Regions from separate parts of the Homo sapiens genome. Here regions 1 and 2 are each linked to region 3. The links are chromatin loops, found by intact Hi-C in ENCODE. Cell type or tissue: endothelial cell of umbilical vein. All regions are shown on one strand.

What was found. Hi-C counts contacts between places; a loop is a spot of excess contacts. Peaks named below come from ENCODE experiments on the same cell type or tissue, not always from the same donor. Only the 100,000 strongest peaks of a DNase experiment are listed, where the experiment ranks them.
Region 1: it touches region 3 in a loop (9-fold over the local background); 74 of 110 quality-filtered maps call a loop at or near these places.
Region 2: a loop joins it to region 3, with 9 times the contacts of the local background. A loop is called at or near these places in 44 of 110 quality-filtered maps.

What each region holds. Positions count from the first base shown.
Region 1 is chr2:176,451,677-176,459,676 of GRCh38, forward strand. No RefSeq gene overlaps it. Among named protein-coding and RNA genes, the nearest start is that of NRAL, 52 kb to the right of the region's middle. RefSeq lists silencers at 3,265-3,559, 3,476-3,525. In endothelial cell of umbilical vein, a CTCF peak has its summit at 3,455 (motif pointing left); a DNase peak (open chromatin) is centred at 3,435.
Region 2 is chr2:176,123,177-176,131,176 of GRCh38, forward strand. HOXD9 (homeobox D9) reads left to right here. Exons shown (of 2, transcript NM_014213.4): 1 at 1-409; 2 at 758-1,761. The coding sequence ends at 999. It overlaps HOXD8 (homeobox D8), which reads left to right and starts at 6,529. Exons shown (of 2, transcript NM_019558.4): 1 at 6,529-7,767. The coding sequence starts at 7,191. LOC100129455 (a long non-coding RNA gene) reads right to left here and starts at 7,352. Exons shown (of 1, transcript NR_187615.1): 1 at 4,649-7,352. In endothelial cell of umbilical vein, a CTCF peak has its summit at 4,042 (motif pointing right); DNase peaks (open chromatin) are centred at 4,045, 5,875, 6,395, 7,705 and 2 weaker places; H3K4me3 peaks cover 3,313 bases; H3K27ac peaks cover 2,767 bases; H3K27me3 peaks cover 457 bases.
Region 3 is chr2:176,550,059-176,558,058 of GRCh38, forward strand. No RefSeq gene overlaps it. Among named protein-coding and RNA genes, the nearest start is that of NRAL, 46 kb to the left of the region's middle. RefSeq lists an enhancer at 4,423-4,717 and a silencer at 5,803-6,097. In endothelial cell of umbilical vein, a CTCF peak has its summit at 4,577 (motif pointing left); DNase peaks (open chromatin) are centred at 3,863 and 4,383; H3K4me3 peaks cover 664 bases; H3K27ac peaks cover 1,088 bases.

The sequences.
Region 1 (8,000 bases), 98 kb before region 3:
AAGTGCTGGGATTACAGGTGTGAGCCACTGTGACCGGCCTATAATTCTCATTCTTTAGCATGGCCACTCACAGTCTGGCTCTTGTCCACCTTTGAATCATCTCTCATGATTTCCCCATGAGTAAGCTTTGCTTCTTGCAGTATCTATTTGTTCCATGTGCTTGTATGCTTTGGTGCAGTTCCTGATGCCTAGAACCTCCTTTCTAGGTTTGTTAAGGATCAGGTGGCTCGCAAAGCTTTCTGCAAGACAGCCTCAGCTAAGTTAGGCTCCCCTCCCTGCACTCCCCTCTGGTGTCCACAGCATCCTGTGTGTGAAGGCTGGTCTCCTTGACCTCCGCTCCACCAGACTGCAAGTCCCTTGAAGGCAAGAACTATGCCTTATTTCTCTCTGTTGCTCCTAGCCCAGTGTTGGGCATGTAAAGGGAGCTTGAAATATGTCAGCAAACATATGATTATATAGTAAAATCTCTTTGGGATTTATTTCCTACTGTTTTTGATAAAAAGACCCCAACTGTCCTTTGGGCTCCCCAGGATGTACAAATATGGAGACACACCATGGAGCAGTCTCCAGGCTTGTTTGTGGGTCATGAGAGATCCTGGTATTTCTCACCACTTCCAAGGCTCTGCCTGGCCCCTCTTCCCAGCACCAAGGTCTCTGGATTCTTTCTTTTTCTTTCTGTATTTTAGAATTATGCCATCACATAATCCTTATCAGTGAAAAGTTCTTTTTGGGTGTAAAAGAAACCATCAAGAAGTGGCAAAACAAACAAACAAAAAAAAAAGCAATATTAAAATCTTGGCCAGGCACGGTGACTCACGCTTGTAATCTTAGCACTTTGGGAAGCCGAGGCAGGCGGATCATATGAGGTCAGGAGTTCAAGACCAGCCTGGCTAACATGGTGAAACCCCGTCTCTACTGAAAACACAAAAATTAGCTGGGCGTGGTGGCAGGTGCCTGTAATCCCAGCTACTCGGGATGCTGAGGCAGGAGAATCACTTGAACCCGGGAGATGGTGGCTGCAGTGAGCCGAGATCGTACCACTGCACTCCAGCCTGGGTGACAGAGCAAGACTCTTTAAAAAAAAAATCTTATCTTCAAATTGCCTATGGAGTCCACGAGAATCCCAGGAAGATGGCACATAAATACTACTTCCCAGCCATGCATGTGACCACTGGAAAAATGCTACCCTGGACTGATATGGAGTCATTAATCAGGTGTCATGCAGTGGTCCAAAATGGCCCTTACGCATCTATAGTGGACTGAGGAAAATCACTCTCCATCCATGTCAGGCCATGACCACCCTGATCATTCACTGAGGCCACCTGGGCCTTGTCACAGCCACTGGCAGCAAAGGCAGCTCACTGTGCTCTTTCACCATTCAACAGCTGCTCCAGGAGAAGGTGTGGTAAGGAGGAGTCAGGCCAGAGGAAGTGAGAAGGAAATGAGAAGAGGTGATGGCATGGGGGTGAGAGATGGAGCAAGGAGAGGGAAGGAGGGGGTCAGGCCTGCTTTCCCCTTCTGTTGCCCTAAGCATGGCCAATCTGTTTCTCCTCTGTGATTTCTTTATCGTCTGGGCTGTCAAGGGTAGAATTTCCAGTTTTCTCTGGCACATATTATAAAGTATTGGGGACAGAGGAGTATTGAACTTGAAGCTCCATAAACCTTGCAAATTTCAGCCCATAACTGATTTTCTAATAGTGCTGTTAATGTTTTTTCCTTTCAAAACCCTCAATCAATGTTGATTACCAAAGGCTTCTGTGTCTCTCCAAAAATAGCTGAACTTGCTTTTTGGGGGAATGTTTGAATAAATATTTGCTCTTATATGATACTATACACTAAGTCTTTAAATAAAACTGGGTTTAAATGAAACCAAAGGGAAGAATCATAACCTTTTACCCTATGCCAGTCACCGTGCTAAGTTTTTTGTGTGCCTTATTTCATTTATCCTCACTTCACCTCTGTGAGGTAGCATCTACTGGTATTATCTCCTGATGGGGAAATGGATATTAGTGTGATTGAGTTGGTTTAGTAAGGCCACACAGATAGTGATGGAAAGAGCTGGAAATATCCTACTTCTGCATAACCAAGTGCTCCCAACCACTTCCCTAAATGAATATAGGTCAATATATATGTGTACATATATCAGTCCTCCTCACCCAGTACCAATTTTTATTGAACATGTACTATGTGCCAAGGACTAGACTAGATACCTTCCAAAGGTCTTCACATTTCATTAAAATAGCCACTCACTAGCTGAGTTTGTATACAACTATTGCCCCTTCTCTACTAAGAGATAACGTAACATGTTGATTTAATACTTGGACTTTGGTTTCAGACAGGCTGGGTTCAAATCTTGACTTGTTTATGTGCTGTTTATTGCATATTCTGGCAAGTTACTTAATTTCTCTGTGCCTCAATTACCTCTCTGTGACAACACATAAGAGTAGTATCCACGTTATGAGGTTTAAAGGACTTAAAATTTCAAGAATGCCTAGAACAGTGACAGATACCACCTAAGTTCTATAGGAGTTTGATTAATAAGTGAACTGGCTTTTAAAACATGGCTCAGGCTGCAAAGAGAATAGGGTGAATAGTGAACTCTTGCTAGAGAATAACTCCTGCAAGAAAGATATTTAAAAGAAAATGAAAAAAAAACTATCAAATTACAAAATCTATCACAAGTTTAAAATGAGAATATTACCCACATGTGTCTACGGAGCTGTGAAGTGTGAGAGTAATGAGCTAAACTGTCTAAGTTTATTCAAAAAACAAAAGTAATAGGTCTCTTAAAATGTTTAAATAACAATGGCTGGTGATACTGGATCTTGGTTTTGAGAGGAGAACACTGTTGTCCACTTCTGAATTATTTGCTTCCAAGATGTTTTTGGATTGTCTAAAACAGGGTTAATTATTTCAGCTAATGAGTGGATTATTTATTATAATTATTTATGCACTGCCAGGGGAACATGAGGTGCTTTCCACACAGGCTTAAGTTGCCAAGGAACACAGTTGACCCTTGAGAAATTAAATAACTGGAGGCCAGTTTTATACTGATACACATATGCATTATTGATGCAGGCTTTTATGAGACAGTCTAGAAATGTCTTGTGCCCTTTGAGTTGATCATGAAAATCAGGCAAGCCTATCTTGAAACTTTTGTGGGCATGTATTCAACCTTCTTCATAATCTATATTTAATTTCCTTGACAGTCATCTTTCCTCAGATTTTGCTTTTAATCCTTGCTATAAGAACCACTACTCATCAAAATGTCCATTTTCATAAGAGGTGGGAGGAAGGCTTCCTAGAGGGGAGTGTCTGCTTTGAAGGAGGAAGCAGAGGGTTAGAGAAATCAAAATATCAATTATCTGTAAGGTCGGCTGCTGCAGAGCAAAGCTATAAAACCGAGAGAGTTTACTGCAAAAGGGTGCCCCCTGCTGGGGACTCTTTGAACTGCACGGTCATCCGTTCTGAAGATTTAGCTCAGCTCAGCCCAGAAACCTAATGCAGCTGCTGGAGAGGGGCCTCCTTCCCCCAGCACACAACTCGTGGTCCCAGACATCTCTCCCAGATGTTTCTTTATGACCCGTCAAAATGTTTGCTAAATATCATCTGTTAATTTCCCAAACATCCTGGCTCTAGTTCTTTTATGTGTAACCTGATTCAAGATCTTAAAATAGCTGACAGCAAAATAAAATATAAAATAAAACATGAAGGTGCATTTGTCCTGAAACATCAACAAAGTGTGCTGTTCAGTAGGATTCCAATCTCAAAGGACATTTATTCATCACGATGGCAGACTGGTCAGGTGTTTGGCGATCATCCCTAGTCTTCAGCTTTTTAATCATGAGATTTTAAAAAATGTCACCATCTGTAGGGAGAGCTATTGGTCTCAACCTCAGTTTGTTGTGGTGGCAGTCACTCTCCACCCTCAGCAAGTACCTCACAGCAGGACTTTGGTGCAATTGTTAAGGAGGTAGCATTGCTGCTGTCAGCCTCTCTTCGTGGATGAGGTCTGGCAATTTCTCCTCTGAGGCTGGTACCAGGCTCCATTTGATGAAAGAATTCACATTCCTCCTAAGGACTGTTTGGATTGTAAGACGGGATTCGTGGATGGAAAAGTGCTTACTGCAAAAGGAGTTTCTAGTGATGAAATACTTTCATCTGGAGAAATGGAAATGGTGGAGCCCACCCATCAAATCACACACCAGGGTTCCTCTACCCCTCAGTGGATAGAGGATCAGTTGCCATGGCAACCAAACCTTCAGCAGTTGCCCTCCAGACAGTGTAGGCTGGTTCTGGCAGGAGGGCTGACGTCAGGAGGTGGGAGGAAGTGGGGAGGAAGTCCACCCTTGAGGCCAGGCTGCTCAGGCCCTTAACACACCCACAAGTCCCCTGGATAGAGGGAAGTAGGTCCAGCTGCAGCTCTGCTCCAGGAAGCTGGGAGCCTGCAGCTGGTCTGGGAACCTTTTGTGCTAAGGGAGGTCTGTGAAGACAAGCAGTCACTGATTATAGGATATTTCATCAGAGCAGCTGCAATTGATCAGCTCCTGAATCAGTGCCTCTCAGAAGGTCCACCCTTAGAAACTTCCCAAGCTGCGTGCGTCACACATTATCTGAAAGGCTCTACTACTGTCACAGTTGTTTTAAAGGGAAAGGCAACCTTAAACAAAAATTTTCCCCTAAGCAGCTGTTAGGATAGGTAACTGATTCTCTGTGTTCCGTAGACTAGCAGCATCATGTCACCTGGGAAACTGATGGAAATGTGCCCCATCCCAGACATACTGAGGAAGAAACTTTAGTATACGGCCCAGGAATCTGTGTTTGTACAAGCTCTCTGGGTTATTCTGATACACACTACAGTTTGAGTACCAAGGAAATGGGTAATAAGTACATAATTTCATTAATACAGGAATATATAATGGAAACGAGTTGGGTGGGGGGGAGGTGAAATGGTGAACCAAACCCTCTCTAACTAAGATGAGGCCACATGTAGGTTCTTCATGCACAGAACCTATTGGTTTCCTCTTCTTCTGGAACCTAGCCCATCTTTAGTGTCCTGTTGAGTCTGGACAGATAGCAGTACTGTCCCCATCTTTGACATCATTCTTATGGAAGACACCAATGTATTCAATGATGATCAGCTTTCTAGTGGAGTTTCCAATAGCCCATTGCAGGGAAACACAGGGACTGCCAAATTGCTCGAGAGCTTTCTAAAGCCATTCACAAGGTATCTCAAACCAGCTACATAAAGGAAAACTTTGGCTTCAGTAACTGTGATAGGCTTCAGAAGATAGTTGTAGGATGAGTGATCACAATGAACTATTATTAAGAGGCTGACAATTTTTTCACAGGGCACTGTGGTGTTTAGAAGGTTGTTTTGATCCTTATCTTTTTAGCCATTCGAAAAGTGCTTGGCCCAGGTCACTCTTAAAAAGGAGGACCTGAGTAACAGCTGCCCTTGATGGAGGGCTTACTATCTACTAAACCAGCACAACAATCCAACTTCTCACTCAGTTCTCACCACATCCCTATAAAGTAGGTGCTTTTAATTTCCCCTATTGAGCAGTGAAAGAAAATGAGCCAGATGAGAAGTAACTTGCCCAAATTCCCAAAGCAAATAAGGGGCCACTCCAGGATTAGAACCCTGAGTAGTCTGACTCCAGAGACCATGGAATTAACCACAACCTCCCTGAAGCCCTAGACCAAAGGCCACCTGCTTTCCAGATCTCTGTAGAAACCACCTCTTCCTCTGTATACCACTCCTAATATTGCCACTGATAATTTGCAGAATTTTACATTGATGATCTCATTTTATATTCACAACAGTCCTATAAAGTAGACAGCTGTATCAAGGTTCCTATGTTACAGATGAGGAAACTGAGGTTCCAACTAGCCCAGCAGCCTGTCTGAAATTATAGTTCATACGAGGCTGAGCCAAGGTTCAGACTTGGAAGCACATTCACTTTTGATACACTCCATTCACTCACTTAGCTCATCATGGCTTGCATCCAAATTATTTATGTTGAAATCTGTGGTTATCAGCTATTGATGGCAGACTTTCTGAGTTAGTAACCACTTTTTTTCTTTTAAATATTCAGGAGATGAGGACTTAGAACTTTTAAAAACTATTACTTATTTTTGTATTACAAAAGTGGTACATGTTTATAATAACATGTCAAACAATTTCAGAAGCCTGTTAACCTTTTTATATTCCCCATAGCACCCAATATGTTGCCCTGGCATAAAGTAGCTTTTTAGTAAATACAATGGATGTAATTAAATATTGAATTGGTTTCTCACACAGGCACTGAGTTTCCAAGTGTTCATTGAACACCAAAAATTGTGCTGGGGGGTTGTGGGGATGCAGCTGTGTCCTCTGTCCTCCCGGAGAACAGGTAATTCAGGTGACATGAATGGGGCAAAGGGGGAAGGGCAGGCCCTGGAGGAGACTGCACTACACAACCAGATTCTGAGATTTCCATAAAGGCTTCCCAAGGAACAATATGAGTGAGTCCACACCTGAGATACATGTCTGAATTCTGCTCGCTTACTCCATGTTATTAATTTAATCTGCGACTGAATCCCCCCATTCACTCATTATCCAACAAATATTTATTGAACACCTACTTCGTGCTAGCTTCTGTGCTTGGCCCTAGAGGATTTTGTTGTTATCAAATAACAGGTTTATTGAGATACAATTCATATACCATACAATTCACCCATATAAAGTGTACAGTTTGATGGCTTTTAATATATTCACGGAATTGTGAGCCCATCACAACAATCAATTTTAGAATATGTTCATCACCCCAACGAGAAATTCCACAGCCATTCCCCACTTACCCTCAAGTCCCTCTGTGCTAGACATCTATTAATCTGCCTTCTTTCTCTATGGATTTGCCTATTCTGGACATTTCGTATAAATGGACTCACATAAAATGTGATTTTTGGTGACTGGCTTCTTTTGGGCTGTGTTTTCAGATTCAGCAGTGTTGTAGCATGTATTAATACTGCATTTCTTTTCATTACTGGCTAATATTCCACTGTATATACCATTTTTAATTTATTCATCGGTTAATAGGTATTTGGGTTGTTTCCACTTTGTAGCAATTATGAATAATACTCCTATGAACATTCAGGTACAAGTTTTGGTGAGGAAATATGTTTTCATTTCTGTTTCTCACTTAGGAGTAGAAGTGTTGAGTCAAGCCCCCACAGGGTTATTGTAGGAAAGCTACCTGGGGGATATCAAGTCAACTAGCCAGAAATTCCTCTCTTAGGTGAGGAATAGAAATGTTTAACCATTGGAGAAACTGCCAGATTATTTTTCAAAACAGCTGCACCATTTTACGTTCCCACCAGCAGTGTATGAGGGTCCCAATTTCATCGCATCCTGACCAACATGTGTTATTATCTGTCTTTTCGATTATAGCCATCCCAGTGAGTGTGAAGTTGTATCTCCTTGTGGTTTTGATTTTCTGGGTAACCTGGAGAGTTTTGAGCACTGTGGTAACACAACTTGGCTTAGTTTTAAAAGAATCTGTTTGGCTAAGAATGAACTGTAGGGGGAAGAAGCAGTGGGGTCGGGTGGGGGGTTGGCGGAACTAGTTGGGAGGGTAATGCAATCATCCAGGTGAGAGAGGCAGGAGAAGTGTTGAGGAGTGATGGAATCTTGGAATCTGAAGAGCTCCCATGTAAGACGTGAGGGATTTCCATATTCTTTATAAGATTGGAAAGACAAGGATTCCATTGTTGTCCCTGGAAAACAAAGTAATGCATGAACCTCAGATTTTGTACTGAGAAAATGCAGTAAGAAGAGTGGTGAGCCTGAGAGCTCCTTTGTGATGGGATCTGTATCTGGATCAAATGCTTGATAGCATAGGGAGGGACTGCGGTGTTGAGCCTGGCCATGGGGTCTGCCAGAGAGCTTGCGCTTGAGACCTGGTTCCTGCACTCATGAGTATGGGTGACTTTGGGCACCCCATTTAAGACCTCTCTGC
Region 2 (8,000 bases), 430 kb before region 3:
GGAGGCGGCGGTCCGGGCCGCGGTCCCAGCCCTGGCCCCAGCGGCCCAGCCAACGGGCGCCACTACGGGATTAAGCCTGAAACCCGAGCGGCCCCGGCCCCCGCCACGGCCGCCTCCACCACCTCCTCCTCCTCCACTTCCTTATCCTCCTCCTCCAAACGGACTGAGTGCTCCGTGGCCCGGGAGTCCCAGGGGAGCAGCGGCCCCGAGTTCTCGTGCAACTCGTTCCTGCAGGAGAAGGCGGCAGCGGCGACGGGGGGAACCGGGCCTGGGGCAGGGATCGGGGCCGCGACTGGGACGGGCGGCTCGTCGGAGCCCTCAGCTTGCAGCGACCACCCGATCCCAGGCTGTTCGCTGAAGGAGGAGGAGAAGCAGCATTCGCAGCCGCAGCAGCAGCAACTTGACCCAAGTAAGTGCAAAAGAAATTGCCCCCTGATTTATTGCTGAAACCTGTAAGGCTCGAATGTGCAAAACTGATAGTTTTACTAACCTATAAAAACGTCTAGACGCCTACCCAAGCCTAGGCGAACAACATGCATCCATAAAAAGAGCTTCCCATAACCACCTACCCTGGGCGCTCAGTTAGTACGGTAAACAGAGCGCGAGCATTAAGGCTTTTTATGATAATTCCCCACAAGTTGTGAAAAGCGACCATCCTTGGTGAAATTAATTTAACGACCTCTCTTCCCCACCCTGTGGTCTCTCCCTGCCTCCCCTCCTCTCCTCTCTCCCCGTCTCCAAACCTCCCTCTTTGTAGACAACCCCGCCGCGAACTGGATCCACGCTCGCTCCACCCGGAAAAAGCGCTGTCCCTACACCAAATACCAGACGCTTGAGCTGGAGAAAGAATTCCTCTTCAACATGTACCTCACCCGGGACCGGCGCTACGAGGTGGCCAGGATTCTCAACCTAACAGAGAGACAGGTCAAAATCTGGTTTCAGAACCGTAGGATGAAAATGAAAAAGATGAGCAAGGAGAAATGCCCCAAAGGAGACTGACCCGGCGCGGTGCTGGCGGGAGCGCTCAAGGGCAGCGGATTTGTTGTTGTTGCTGTTTTCCTTTGTGGGTGTTTGGTGCTTGATTTCCAGAAACTCTCCAGCGACTTGGACTTCTTCTTCTTTTTTTTTTTCTTTTTAGATAGAAGTGACTGTGTGGTTGGTCTCTGAGGTATTTGGGGGACTCTGTATTTGCTCGTTTACGTGTTGGAAAAACCAAGTGGCTTTGGGGTTTCGCCCTATCCCACTCCCTCTCTTTCCTGCTCCATTGGTTCCTTAAGAAATGCTATATTTTGTGAGTGCAAGCTGGCTTGGGGAGCCCTCTCTTGTGTAAATGTCCCCCATGTTTCTGAAAAGTGCTGTAGTTTAGTCCCCTCACCCCCAGCACTGCCCAAACAGGGGCCAAGTGCGCCCCAATTCCAAGAATGAAGGCAGAGCGACAACAGTGCGGACACCCCGGCTGCTAGCCCACGGTGAAGCCCGGCGGGGTTGCCCACCAGTTGCGAAAGCCCCCTTTCCTCAGGGAGCACGCGGGACCTCGGTGGAGATCTCCAGTGAGGCTTAGAGGAGCCCAGGGCCTCGGGCGGGTTGGGGTTTGTCCTCAGTGCATTGGACGCGCTGCTCTCTCCCCTGAAGGCTGGGCTCGCGTGGGCGGCCGCGGGTGGTGGCCCTCCCGGTTCCTGCCCGAGGACCAGTTGTAAATGTTACTGCTTCCTACTAATAAATGCTGACCTGATCAAATGGAGCCCAGACGCTGGCCCTAAACATTGTGTGCCTGCTTTCTCTGCCTCTCTGCAAAATATCACACTCAGGATATTTCTCCTCTACCCCTGGGAGTGAGACATTGTTAAAAATTCAGGGCCCTTCCACCTGACAGATCTCTCTGATGTGTCTCTGCCTTCTCTGCCTCACATCCCTTTGTGTAGGCAGATGCAGCAGCACAGACCCTGTGGGGGGACATTGGTGCCTCCCCAAGCCTGGTTCAAGGTCCTCCACGAACTCTGTGCTTGGGCCCAGTGTTAGCCTTGCAGAAGCGCCCAGAAGAGCCAGCAGGCCCCAGAAGCCAGGCACTTTCAGGCTGGGGCTTGGGTACACAGCACCCTAACCTTCCCTGGGCTCCTGAAGCCCCAGATGCCAAACCCCTCTCCAAACAAGGGAAAGGCCAACTCTACACTCTGGAGCAACTGTCCCAGCTCGGTGGGGCTAGCTGGCTCCGGGAGGTCCCAGCTGGTCAGGCTGTGAGCTTCTGCTCCTCCCCACCAAAGCCCCAAAGTGACCTTAGCGATCAAAATGGTCAAGGCTCTCCTCCCCAGCCACCTCCATTTCACCGCCCCCTTCCCCCCACCCAGCTTCTGTGTATGTTTAGCCCCCAGCTTGGCCCTCTGAGGGCTGCATTCAGGGGCTAAAATGAAGGTCATTGTAAGTGAGGGTTTGGGTGAGCACAGCATTTGCAGGCCAAAGAGGCAGCACTGCCAAGTGGCCTGAGCTGGGTGGAAGGTGGGGGCGGTGGCAGAGATCTTGGGGGATCCCAATGAAAGAGGGGACGCGAAGAAAAAGCATAGGGGGGCTGGGAGGGAAAGCCAAGGAAGGCCCAGATCCGGCAGAAGGTGCTGCGCACCCCTGCCACTGTGGCCAGCTGGGTACCTAGGGCTCTTTGAAAACAGGAAGAGCCGAGGTGTCATAAAGCCATCTAGCGGGCCAGACGTCTGGAGGTAATGAGTTTACGACAGGCCCAGTGCTTTGCTTTGAAACCATCTCATTTTGATGTTTGTGTTTGTGGGAGAAAAGGAAAAATGCAGACAAAACTGGGTCTTAAAATCTAGACAATAAAATATAAACAAGACTGCGTTGGACCAAGAAGGCAGGGGCATGGGAGCCCCCAGGTGAGGTGTGAGCACCTAGGAAGTAAACATGAAAGAGGTAGGAAGGAAGAGGTGAATGAATTTCTGATTTTTGAAATGAACCAGGTAATGGAAGTAGCCTAAGGAGATGGCATTTTACAATATTTTGACTATGACCACGGTTTAGCTGGTTCTTTAGAAACAAACAAACAAAAAAATTGGCCTGTTATCTGGGGATAGGGTGGTTAGTGATCTTAGGTCATTTACCCAGGTGAGAGTCTCCCAGAAGTGTGGTTCGCGGGAAAAGATGAAGTTAGATGCCTATTCACAAGAATCTCTGGCCCTCCACTCCAAACTTTGAAGCAAAATGTTGTTGAAATTTATGTCTATTCACTTATAAAAAAATACAATTGTTACACCTAAACTGGAGGAAAGCAGTTTTGAAGATGAGTAAAAAGATTAACCTAACAGGAAACACTTAAGCCAATTGAATAGTCATTGCTTTTAAAAAAAATTCTAGTGGAATGCTTAGTTCAATGACTTTTGATATATATTTTTAAAATCCCATTTATTGTCCATAGAAATTCCAACAAACAGAAGCGCAAAGGGACTTTCCAGACAGCCACTCAGAGATCCAGCAAAAAGCTTTTGATTTGGCTTCGATTCCCCCCAAAATCGGCCACCTAAGTGGGCCCCAAAGCATTAAAGTTACAGTGTTAAAGTAGCAAATATTCATGATTTAATCCTAAAAGTAACAGCTGTAAGAGAAAAACAAAAACATAACAATACTTGATTTCTGTAATTTCTTGGTTGCCAAAGTGTCTGGTTCCTCTGGAAAATAAAAAGCCTCTTGGCAGTTGATATTTAGAAAGTTGTAGGTTTTGTTAAATCTAGCCTGTCCTATAATTGTTTTAAAAGGCACAGCTGGGCGGTTACAGCATGGGGACTTTTGGTGTCTGGCAAAAGAAGGGCTGGAAGCTTTTGGAAAAGACACTACTGGAAGCTGTTGGGAGCACTGATTAGAATATCCTAGGCATACAGGAGCTCCTGCTTGCTGCTCTTGACTTGTTGACAGTCACAGGAATGAAGCATTATTAGTGTCAGCAGTCCAAGCCCCAAATTGAAGAACGAGATTAGAATTGGTTTGAGATGAATAAAAATTAAATTCAGTGGACTGGAGGTGGCATTTGGCCACTAGAGAGCGCTGTTGCTCCACTTTCTGATCTCGTAAAGCTGGAATTGCGGCGGAGAAAGGTTTTGATTAAAAATATTAACAATCTTATTTTTAATCCGAAATTAGGATAATTTTAACCAAAAATAAACAAGGTGTACTATTAATTTCTGTGTTTGCTGGGCATAAAATTTTGGCTCGATCATGGCTTCAGAAACTTTGGACTGTGGCACAGCTGAAACTATAAAACATGATAAATTAATGTATTATATCAAAACAGAAAGCTGTAAAAAGCATAGATCTTTTCTTACTAAGTTAATCGCGCTCTTTTTCTACTCATATTATAAACGGAATGCTTAAATAAATGTTAAAAACTGTTTTGTCCCAAGAGGAAATGTTGTAACGTTTTCTAAATTTGGCCTGAATGTCTATAAATGAATTTTCTAGTGTTCATTTTTCTTTTATTCCCCCGAGGAATCACACAGTTCTACAAGATGCCTGGTATTGTTGAGATCCAGGCTCTTTCATTTTCCCCCCCCCCATTCCATTCCAAAATCCACTCATTTATCCAGGGTTCAAACACACACACACACACACACACACACACACACACACGCCAAACTGAAAAAAAGGGGCACAATTACAAAGGTAGCTCCAAGGCTTTATTGACAATAATAATCTTTTAATTGGGCATTTGCAAGATTGAAGGACAAATCCTTAATTGTCAGAATCAATTCGTTCGCCTTCGGATTTAAAGAAAGTCATTATACTTGGCAATAACCAGCAGAAAAAAAACCCCACAAAAACAAACAGCAACAACAACAAAAAAACCCTTGCTCTCCACCACCCCAAGTCTGCACTCCTTACTAATTTAAAAATTAAATAAAGCATGCCTCTGTCATCTCCAGATTCATTAACGATTCCTTTACCTTTCAGTCATTCCCAGTAGAAATAATTGAGTCGGACATTATCACCTTGCTATGTCTGTCCATCTCGATCTCATTTTCTCCATTTGTAAAAATGATATTTCAGTCCACCCGGACACAAGTCAGGATCGCGCTCGCAGGCTGGGCCAACCCACAAGGAGCTAGGGGTAGCTGAAATCGCTCGCCAGCCTGCAGCATCTCTGAGGCCGTCTGGGGTTTTCGGAAATTTGCATTTGGTGTGGAAAGCCGGCGTGGTGCGTTTAGCTTGAGCAGGGGCGCCTTGGAGGTCTATTTCCAAGGCTGTGGGCCTGGCGCCCTCACGACATTGTACCTATCCCGAAGGAAACGGGGCTCAGTCACCCAAAGAGCCCACGAGAAAGGCCGAGCAGGAGAGGGGAAAACACACACACACAACAGAGAACCATTGCATTTATTGGACATTGAAACGGGAGCAGAGAGGGAAAGGAAGTGTGTGGGGAGGCGGTTGGTAGGGTAAAGCCAGACAGCTTTGGAGAGAGCTGCTAAAATCGGGAATATTTTGTCGATTCACACTCGACTGGGCCACATGACTCGGGCAACTTTTCTTCATCTCTGCTCACAAACTAGGCTGAGCCTTCTCTTTCTCTGCTTTGGGAAAAATTCGTAACTTTGAGGCCTGCGCGCTCTCTCGGCAGTAATTTCACAGGCTTGGCGGAGGAAGTAGGATCGTTAGCATAAGATGGGCCGCCTGCAGCTGCCTGGAACCGGCGCGATCTGAACGCCGGCTGGGAGGCTCCTGGGGGGAACTTGCGGTCGTCTGCCCTCCGCACTCCTCCGGGAACCGCAGCCGGCCCTGGTTCGCTGCGCGCCGGGGCTGAGACCCGGGAGCCGCGTCCTGCCCGAGGAAATGTCACCCTCCCCAGCGCGAGCCCTTTTTCCCGCCTCAGAACGTTTCTGTCCGCTCTTCTATTTACTCTCTCAGCAAGCCTAATGCCCCCTCCTGCATTCTTCAGCCTCCCCCTGCGCCCAGGGCTGACGTCTATCAAGGGTGAAATGATGGAAACTATATTCATGGGCATGATTTCCATTAAATATCAATTAACCTGAGAGCCTCGGCCAGGCTTGCGGTGCGTCAAGGGTAAATGTACATCTCATTTCCACAGGGCCCGCTCGGCTGGAAAAGAAAGGCTTTGATTTGCTTTGATAACGCCAGGATCTGGGGCCACACTCGCGGCTTTTAATTAAACCACTTCGATATGCCCCAACTCAAATGCACGGTCCGGTCCGTCAACACCTCTTGTCCACGTTCCCTGGGCTGCACCCGCGTGTCCAGAGCTGCAAAAGCCACGGGCAACCTCTGCTTTTGCAGCCAGGGGCTCGGGGAGGCAGTCATTTGCTCCGCAGCCTCCTGGGAGTGGCCTCCTTGGCTCCCCCAAGTCTAAGGCTCCGCCGCGGCCCCTCCCTGCCGGCTGCGATCCGCATTCCCGCGGCCCCGGGGCACACGGAGCCCTTGGCAGTGCGTCTTTATGGGCCCCCTTTAAGGCCGGCGGAGGCATCTCGGGCCGGGCGCGGCGCTCCGTCCGTCGGCCGTAGCGACTGAACTGCGCGCGGATCCCTCCGCGGGGCTCCTCGTCCCCGTCACGCTGACTTTCCGTGCAGTGCTGTGGTGCGAAAATGCCTCGCCGGTGCGCACCGGGTCGGCAGCCTCGGCGGCGGGGGCGAGATTGGCGGGAGGGGGGCGCGGGGGGGGCGCGGTAAGAGGTGGCGGCGGGCAGAGGGTGTTTTTTTTCTTTTCCCTCCAGAGCCGGGGTTTGTAAACCGAGGCCAGAGTGTCCCCGTGGGCCGAGCGCACTTTTTTCTTGTCCGGGTGCGCTCAGTCACTGGTGCCTGAGAGGAAACAGTGGAGGCAGCGGGGCAGGTCGCCTGGGGCGTCGGCGATTATATTGCGGCCGAGCCGGGGCGCGCCGGGAAAGGCCGGGAGGGCGGCGGCGCGCGGGGGCTGGGCGAGGCCCCGCGACCCGCGAGGGAGGCGGCGCGAAGCCGAGGCGGCGGGCGCAAGAGCCGGGCATGAGCGCCCAGTAGCTGAGCGCCCGCGGCTGCCTGGCCTCAGAAGCGACGCGCGAGCGCGGGCGGGCGGCAGCAGCGACGTAGCCCGGCGGTCCCGGCGGCGAGAGCAGCCGCCCCACAGGCCCCCGCGGCAGTGCGGCCGAGTCGAGGCTCGCTCTCTGGCTGCTTAGCGCCGCCCGCCCGCCCGGGGCCGCCGCCGCTGACGCCCCAATGAGTTCGTACTTCGTGAACCCGCTGTACTCCAAGTACAAGGCGGCGGCTGCGGCGGCGGCGGCGGCGGGCGAGGCCATCAATCCCACTTACTACGACTGTCACTTCGCGCCCGAGGTCGGCGGCCGTCACGCCGCCGCCGCAGCAGCCCTGCAGCTCTATGGCAACAGCGCCGCCGGCTTCCCGCACGCGCCCCCGCAGGCGCACGCGCACCCGCACCCGTCCCCGCCGCCCTCCGGGACTGGGTGCGGCGGTAGGGAAGGCCGGGGCCAGGAGTACTTCCACCCCGGCGGGGGCAGCCCGGCCGCTGCCTACCAGGCCGCCCCCCCTCCTCCTCCGCATCCTCCGCCTCCGCCGCCACCTCCCCCCTGCGGCGGGATTGCCTGTCACGGGGAGCCCGCGAAGTTTTACGGATACGATAACTTACAGAGACAGCCGATTTTTACGACCCAGCAAGAGGCCGAGCTGGTACAATATCCTGACTGTAAATCGTCCAGTGGTAATATTGGCGAGGACCCAGACCACTTAAATCAGAGCTCGTCTCCTTCTCAAATGTTTCCGTGGATGAGACCACAAGGTTGGGATGCATTTTTTTTTTAAGAAGGGAGAGGGGGAGAAATCTGCTTTCATCTCACGTTCTGGCTTTAAAACTCCCGTTCCCTCTCCCCCTCCTTTTCCTTCTTGTGTAGCCACAGTGGCTCTTATTCATAAAGTAATACAGACTTTTTTTAAAAAAGTAGGAACCATGTAAAGATGATGGGGACAGAATAATTGTGAAGACCTCTCTGCTCCTCTTGCCTGCACACCCTA
Region 3 (8,000 bases):
CCTCATTACCTACTGAATTTGTTGTTTATGATAATATATCCTAAGTCTCATCTTAGAAAATAGTCTCAGACAGTTGCAAGATCAGCCTCATAAACAGAAACAATTGCAGTAACAATTCCAAACAGTGGTACTCACCTCCCAATTCTGCTTTTTTGTTAGTCTTTCCATTTCTGTGCATGTCACAAACGGACCCTAGTCGTTCATGCCAGAAACCAAGGAATCATCCTAACACCATCTTCTCTGTAACCACTTCTACCCATATTCATGAAACCATCAAGTCCTTTTGTTTCCATCTACCAAATACTCCTAGGGTCTTATGCTTCTCCCAAATTTCACAAGCACCACCCTAGTCAAAGCCATCATCCTTCTGTGACCTGCCTACAGCAATAAACACCTAGCTGGTATTTTGCATGAACTCTTCATCACCTCCATGTATTGTCTACACAGAAGACCTAGTGTCTTTAAAGACATGGGTTATAGTGTGTCCTTCCCCCTTTGCTCTCACTCCACTCACTTATTTCAGTTCTTTCCACATGATCATCCTCTTTCCTGCCATGGGACCTTTGCAAATACTGTTTCCTCTCTCTAGAACTTTCTGTCCTTTTCATCATCTGGCTAATTGTTCACTCACTTCTAAGGCTCCGGTTAAGTGTTATTTCCTTGGCCCCTCAAACTAAACTGAATCCTGTCATGCTCTTACAAATTTACCCGTTGATTTGTCAGCTTCACTTGTTTTACCTGATAAATATATAGTCATTTTTACAATTGTTTAATATCTGTCATCTCAACCAAAGTATGAGTTCCAAGAGGACAGGGACTGCATCTGAACCAACACAAGTGTGGACTGGCACTTGGTAATGTCTTTGATGGAGGAGGAGCTCAGGCTGCCGTAACAAATTACCATAGACCGGGCAGCTTAAACAACAGGAATTTTTCTCACAATTCTAGAGGCTGGAAATTCCATATTAAAATCCAGCAGGGTCAGTTTCTAGAGGGCTCTCTTCCTAGCTTTCAAACAGCCACCTTCTTGCTATATTCTCATATGGCCTTTCCTTGGTACATGTGTGTGGAAAAAGAGAGAAAGATCTCTCCCTCTTCTTTAGGACACCACTTCTATCATATTAGGGGCCCATTATGACTTCATATAACCTTAATTACCTCTTAAAAGCCCTATCTCCAAATACAGTCACATTGGGGGTTAAGGCTTCAACCTATGAACTGGGGATGGGGGACACATTTCAGTCCATAGCAGAGTCCAATAATATTTCTTAAAAATATGAATATAAAGCACAATCACTAATGAAAAATGACTTGCCTTACATTGACAGTTGTCTATTGTAGTTGGGTTTCATGAATACGGAAGAATTAATTTATTGAAACTTTGTATTCAATCATAATTATCTTAATAAACATTTTGTGTTTATTTTTAATTTTTCCTTTTCTGTCATCATTTCCCAGGTAATAGTGTGGTGTTGGCATCTGGATATGTATGTGGCAAAATAAAAGAGAAAACGTTTTTCAAAAGTTTATCAGAATTTAGGGGAAGTTTGAAAGTTAAGTTTCTTTGGCCACTTGAAGACAGTTTAATTCTAAAGTCCTTTTAATTCTGGTTGTGAACCTTACTTCCTCGTTGTGATGGCTAATTTTATGTGTCAACTTGACTGGGTTAAGGGGTGCCTGGGTAGCTGGTAAAACATTATTTCTGGGTATGTCTGTGAGAGTGTTTCCAGAAGAGATTAGCATTTGAATCAGTAGACTGAGCAAAGAAGATTCACCCTTACCAATATGCGCTGGCATTGTCCCATCTCTTGAGGGCCCAGATAGAAGAAAAAGATGGAGGAAGGATGAATTCCCTCTCTCTCTTTGAGCTGAAACATCCATCTTCTCCTGCCCTTGGACATCAAACTCCTGGTTATGGGGCCTTCAAACTCACACAAGTGCCTCCCATTCCCCATCCCTCAGTGACATCTTAGGACTCAGAATTAATTACAGCACTGGCTTTCCTTGTTTTCCAGCTTGCAGATGGCATATCACGGGTCTTCTGGGTCTGCATAATTTCATGAGCCAATTCCCATCATATATATATATATACACACACTATACATATATCCTACTGGTTTTGTTTCTCTAGAAAGCCCTACCTAATGCACTAGGCAAATCATTGGTAGGGAAATAATCCTGGCTCATTGGAAGTGCAACAGGAATGATAAGTCTGACAGATCATCCCATTGTTCATGCTTAGTGTCTATCCTAAAAGAAATACAATAAGAACCTCCACAAAAACTTTGACTGTACTTTGATACTCGCATTTATTTTCCAGAGTGAATACTTCCTCTGGGTTTATTTCCAGAGGCTGCTTCTTTTTGGGGGGAGGGGGAGGGGCGGTGCAGGTGTAGGGGTAAAGGACATCTACTAATTGTGGCTTCATTCCAACTAAAGAAATTCCTCACATCTATTAATGACAAACTGCAATACTGTTGCTGGACTAGAAAATTATCTGTTAGAGTCAGTACAGCTACCAGGGTTATTAAGGAGCACATTTGTTTTTTTTCCCCCTGAGTCAGTGCCCAAAAGACATTTTATGTAGCCTCAGCTATTTTGAGTACAGTTACACAACTGGCTTGAACTTATTTTGGCAAAATCTTAGTGTGTGTGTCATGGGCAATAAAAAATTCCTGGAAAATATGTGTTTTCATACAAAGTACCATTACTTACACTTTCTGGAAATTAATTTCGTGTAAATCACAATGAATGTTTGATCTATAGTCTCATATAGCTAGTTGACTCTGACCAGAGACTAAGTGGCTATATGAAGAGAAGTTGGTCCAGAGAGATGTCTCAAGGGCTTGCCTGAGGTAGTAGTTGAAGCTGTGAGCCACAAAAGGCATGCCTGTCAAGGGCTGGCCTCACAGCCTAGTTTGCATTCCATCTTTTGGTGTAGTACTTTGTCAGAATGTAGCAAGTAGAGAAATTCTGTTGTGCATACATTTTATGGCTCTCAGTGGTTAGGATCTGAACTTGGTAGACATTTCACAGGGCACAAGATGGTAAAAGATCCATAAGGAGAGCCTGGGTGGTAAGGGTCAGAGCTCTGAGTTCTAGACCTATGTTTGCTGCTGAGTGACTTGGAGGTAGTCTGCCGCTTACAGGCTCTGCGACCGTGGGCAAGCCATTTGACCTCCTCTCTCTCTCTCCATTTTCTCATCTCTAATAGGAATAATATGAGTGCCTGCTTTGTAGCGTTGTTTGAAGATTAAATGAGTTGATGCACAGAAAACACTGAGGATAATACCTGACGTGTAGTTGGCACTCGATGTTCGTTGCTTACCTCTTTTTCTGTTTTTTATTTTTTTAATTTATTACATGATTATCCCACTAACTTGCCTCCAATGATTGTGGTTAAGTATAAACTACTAATCCTGCCCTGAGAAATGTCTCATTTGATGAGACAATGGTTAGAAATGGTCATTTGATGCAATAGTTTATAACATAAGTGAGCAAGGAACTATTTTCAAATATGAAAACTTTTGGGCCATGTATTTCAACTCCTTCCTCCATTTTTTAAAATTCTCCTCTAGATGCTTACAAGGGGGTTAGTACCCCTTGTTTAGGCTCTCTCCTCAAAACTCCCTTCCACTCCAACTCCCTAGTTTTCTTTAACTTTCTCCCCCTTAGGAAAGTGAAAGAATAAGAGCTCCAGCTAGAGACGCTTGATTGAAATAGCACGGGCACACGGCAGCCTCCTCTGCAGGGCTTTGCCAGCGAGCCCCGCCCCGCCTGCAGATCCTGGGTATGCTACTGGGTACGGGAACCGACCCCTGACCGTGAGGCTCGGCATCGGGCCCTGGCTGTTCTGAAGATAAGGACGATCTCCCTCCGGGGTCCAGGCAGCACTGCCCGTCTTGCTATCCTTGGAGTCTGTGCCAAGTACATCAGGAAAATCTCTTTTTCATTGTTTGATTTTCCACGGGCTTTGAAAACGTTCCCATTTCATACAGCCAAGTCCAGAATTAAATTGGACTTCACTGATCTTTGCTGACAAAAAATTCCCATTCCACTTCCTGAGGCTCTTCCGCCTGGATTTGTTTATTGGCCTCATAGATGATGTTTCTGACGTGCGCCCAGAGCTCCTCACTCAGAGCCCCTTCACACACGAGCTGACCCTGCACACTGCTTTGTGATATAAATTATTCATCTGATTTCTTCAGCACTAGGCAGGCATGGCCGAGGAGAGCCTCGCTTTCCCAACGTGGAGTCATTGACGTTTTTCTGTTTTCCCGCGAGGTGGTTAGGGAATGATTAAAATGGACTTGAAGAGTCAATTTCTGTTGGGATTGTGGCTCGGCAGTCAGCAATCTGCTAGGGTGGTCTGAGGGCCAGTCATTACGGAAACACTGCCAAAGCTGTGTCTTCATACTTCTCTCTTTCCTTCCTACCACCCTGCCGTACCTAGAGAGGGAGAATGGCAATGATGTGAGCATTTTATGTTTAAAAACAACAGCAACAACAAACTCAACCCCCCAAATCCCCTGAGCTTGCTTTCAATTCCCCTCCCCCTCCTTATCGCCCACGCCACCATCAACAGTGACACCTAGTGGTCAAATATAAATTAGTCCCTTTATTCTGAATTGACTAGCTTTCTACAGAAAATAAAATTTCCTGTAGAAGCAAATAAAGACTGAGCTTTACTCCTTCCATGAACATAGAGAAAGATGGATTATTCATAATGAGAAGCTAAAATATATTACTTGGGAGAAGAGGCAAGTGCATTTTTTTTCTTAAGAACATATTGGAGCTTTGTATCTTAAAAAATAGTTTCTATAGACGAGTGCTTGGTTTTCCTTTCTTTAATGATGGCCACTTTAATTTTATTATAATTTTAAAAGTTAACAGCTGTTCATCAATGTTTTAAGTTTCAACACCTATAATTGTTATGTTTAAAGTATTTAAAAATGTATGATAGTACAAATCAGTCATTTGCATAATCCGTCTCAAATTCTTGGAACCACATTTACTGGCAAAAAATGGTTTCCACTTTAGTGATGTAGTCTCCAGAAACAGGTGAAAATTTTTATTTTAAGAATTTTTTTTTCGGTAAGTGAGGAAGCAAAAACATTTATATTTTTAATGAAATCTTTTAGTGGTTAAAAAAGAAAAACCTTGAATCTTCTTTTAATTTTTAAATAATTATAGAGTCACAAGAAATTACAAAATAGTACAGAAAAGCCCTGTGTACCCTTCACCCAGTTTCCCACAATGGTAACATCTTACATAACTGTGATACAACGTCAAAACCAGGAAATTGACATTGGTACAATTTGTGGAATTTATGTAGATTTCACCCGTTTACTTGTATGCATTTGTATGTGTGCATAGTTCTATGCAATTTATCACGTGTAGATGCATGAACCACCACTACAAACAAGGTAAAAAATTGGTTCATCGCCACAAAGATACCTTCTGCTACCCCTTTATAATATTGAAATATATGCTTGAGCCCAGGCACCTTGTCTGCGGCAGAAAGAAGGCATGTATATGTCATCATCGTCACACACATTTACTGAACTCTATGGGTCTGCCTTGTGTTAATTGCTTATGCAGTAGATACTACTTATTTTTTTAACAACTACATTAATTTAAAAGGACAACAGGGGAGAATTAATAAAAGAAGAATGATAACTCATCTAATGTCTTGCCCTTTAACACAGTGGTCCCCAACCTTTTTGGCACCAGGGATTGGTTTCATGGAAAACAATTCTTCCATGGATGGGGGAGATGGTTTGGGATGAAACTGTTTCACCTCAGATCATCAGGCATTATTAGTTAGATTCTCACAGGAGCGCACAACCTAGATCCCTCGCATGCGCAGTTCACAATAGGGTTCGCGCTCCTGTGAGAATCCAATGCCGCTGCAGATCTGACAGGAGGCGGAGCTCAGGTGGTAAAGCTCACTTACCTGCCGCTCACCTCCTGCTGTGCGGTCTACTTCCTAACGGGACGGTCCGCAGCTCCGAGGCTGGGGACCCCTGCTCTAACACACCAGATAGAGTTTTTTCCAACTCTGTTTTGTATTTGATACAGATTTAAATCAACAAATATTATTGGGCACTGAGCTGGGTGATGAAGGAATTACAGGTGCTGACAAAGTGCACTGCTCAGCACCAATCCTCAGATCTCAAGGTCCGGTCTTCTTCTGGGAACCTCAGACAGCCAAGGCCAGGCTCACTCTCTAGAGTCCCAAGGACAGGACCAGTTCCAGTTGAGAGGCTTGGCACAAGTCACTTCCGCTCTTTTCAACCCTCCTTGCTAGGTTTTTCTTAGACAATTTACTTCTTCAATACTTGAATATCTGAAAAGTCACACCATATTGGGTAATACAGATTATCAATGTGATTTGAATTAGCTACTCCGAAGTAAGGAAAACTGAAAGGCAGTTTAATGATTGTTTTCATCTGTCCAAGCAGGCAATCTGACAGGAGGAGATACCTAGAAGAACATTGGACTGGGAGTCAGAGATGTGCCCTAGTGTTGACTTTGGCACGAACTCACTTGTGATATGATGTGAACTTTGAGTGTCTTAGGTTTCCCATATGAAGAAAAAGAGGCTCAGCAGATGGCCAAGTCCTTTTCAGTGTTATCTTTATAAAGCAAGTGTTAAAAAGTTTCTTTATGGTATCAGCTTCTAAATATTGGGTAGGTGATAAAAGTTAATTAGAAATGCTCCACATGACTTAAAATAGACTTCTGTCTCAAAATGAATGCTTTAGAACTATGTATTCTTATAAATGTGCCCTGTAAGGTCTACATAAGACTTTCCTCTGGAAGTCACTCTCAATCTTGAACGTCTAATGAAATGTATTTATTAGTAAATGATGTGCTAATACATGGTATCATTCTAATGCAACGTGTCTGTTGAGCAGAAATCTCACTCGTGAGGAAATTGTGATGCTAAATTCCTGATGTAAATATGTCTCTTTCCAGCTGTGTGATCTTGGCAAGTCAGTTGGCCTTCTTGGGTCTTATGTGTCCTCCTAAGTTTGCTATCTAAATACAGAAATTTTCTTAGATATCATTCAGGAAATTTCTAGAGAAAACTGAAAATACAGGAAAACACTTTGTAGTCAAGGGCAAGTGAGACACTACGCCAATAGTATATATGTATATATTAGGAAAAAACCTTCAGATATATGGTTTGTTCTACATGCAAAAGAGAAATAGTCTTTCACAACTTTGAAATGGTGGTTCTCCCTCACATAGGATCTCAGGGCCATTGTTCACTGGGTAAGGCTCTACTCAGCCTACCCTGGTCCCTTCACAGGAAAGCCTGCATTGATTACCCACTGGCTATGCTGCACAGCCAGCTGTGGTCCCCGCTTCCTCCACCTCACTTCCAGGCTCCCGATAGAGAGGAGTCCCAGGCATTCCCGCCTGAGCCATACCTCCTGTCAGATCTGTGGCAGCATTAGATTCTCATAGGAGCACGAACCCTGTTGTGAACTGCACATGGGAGGGATATAGGTTGCAAGCTTTTTGTGAGAATCTAACTAATGCCCGATGACCTGAGGTGGAACCGTTTCATCCCAAAACCATCCCCCCAACATCTGTGGAAAAATTGGCTTCCAGGAAACCAGTCCCTGGTGCCAAAAAGGCTGGGGACTGCTGCTGTACAGGTCTCCATGATGTCCTGAGGTGCATAATTTGAAATAATTATTTCAATGTGCTAAATCTACTAAAATTTAGCACTTACTTTTAAGTAGTAATACTGGCAGTACCCTACTTTTGGACATAATGCATTTCCAAAAACGTGCTTGAAATTTAAGTGTGTAAAGATGGAATAAAAGACTCCATGTTTTAAGAATGGGGAATGTCCATTTCCAGAGTTAAACATTTTAATTGATTCTATGATTAGTTCATTCAGTCAGTCAATATATGTTAAATGAGCACATGCTATGTGCCAGGTACTATGCTAGGTATTGGGGAAATTGCAGGGAACAAAACAT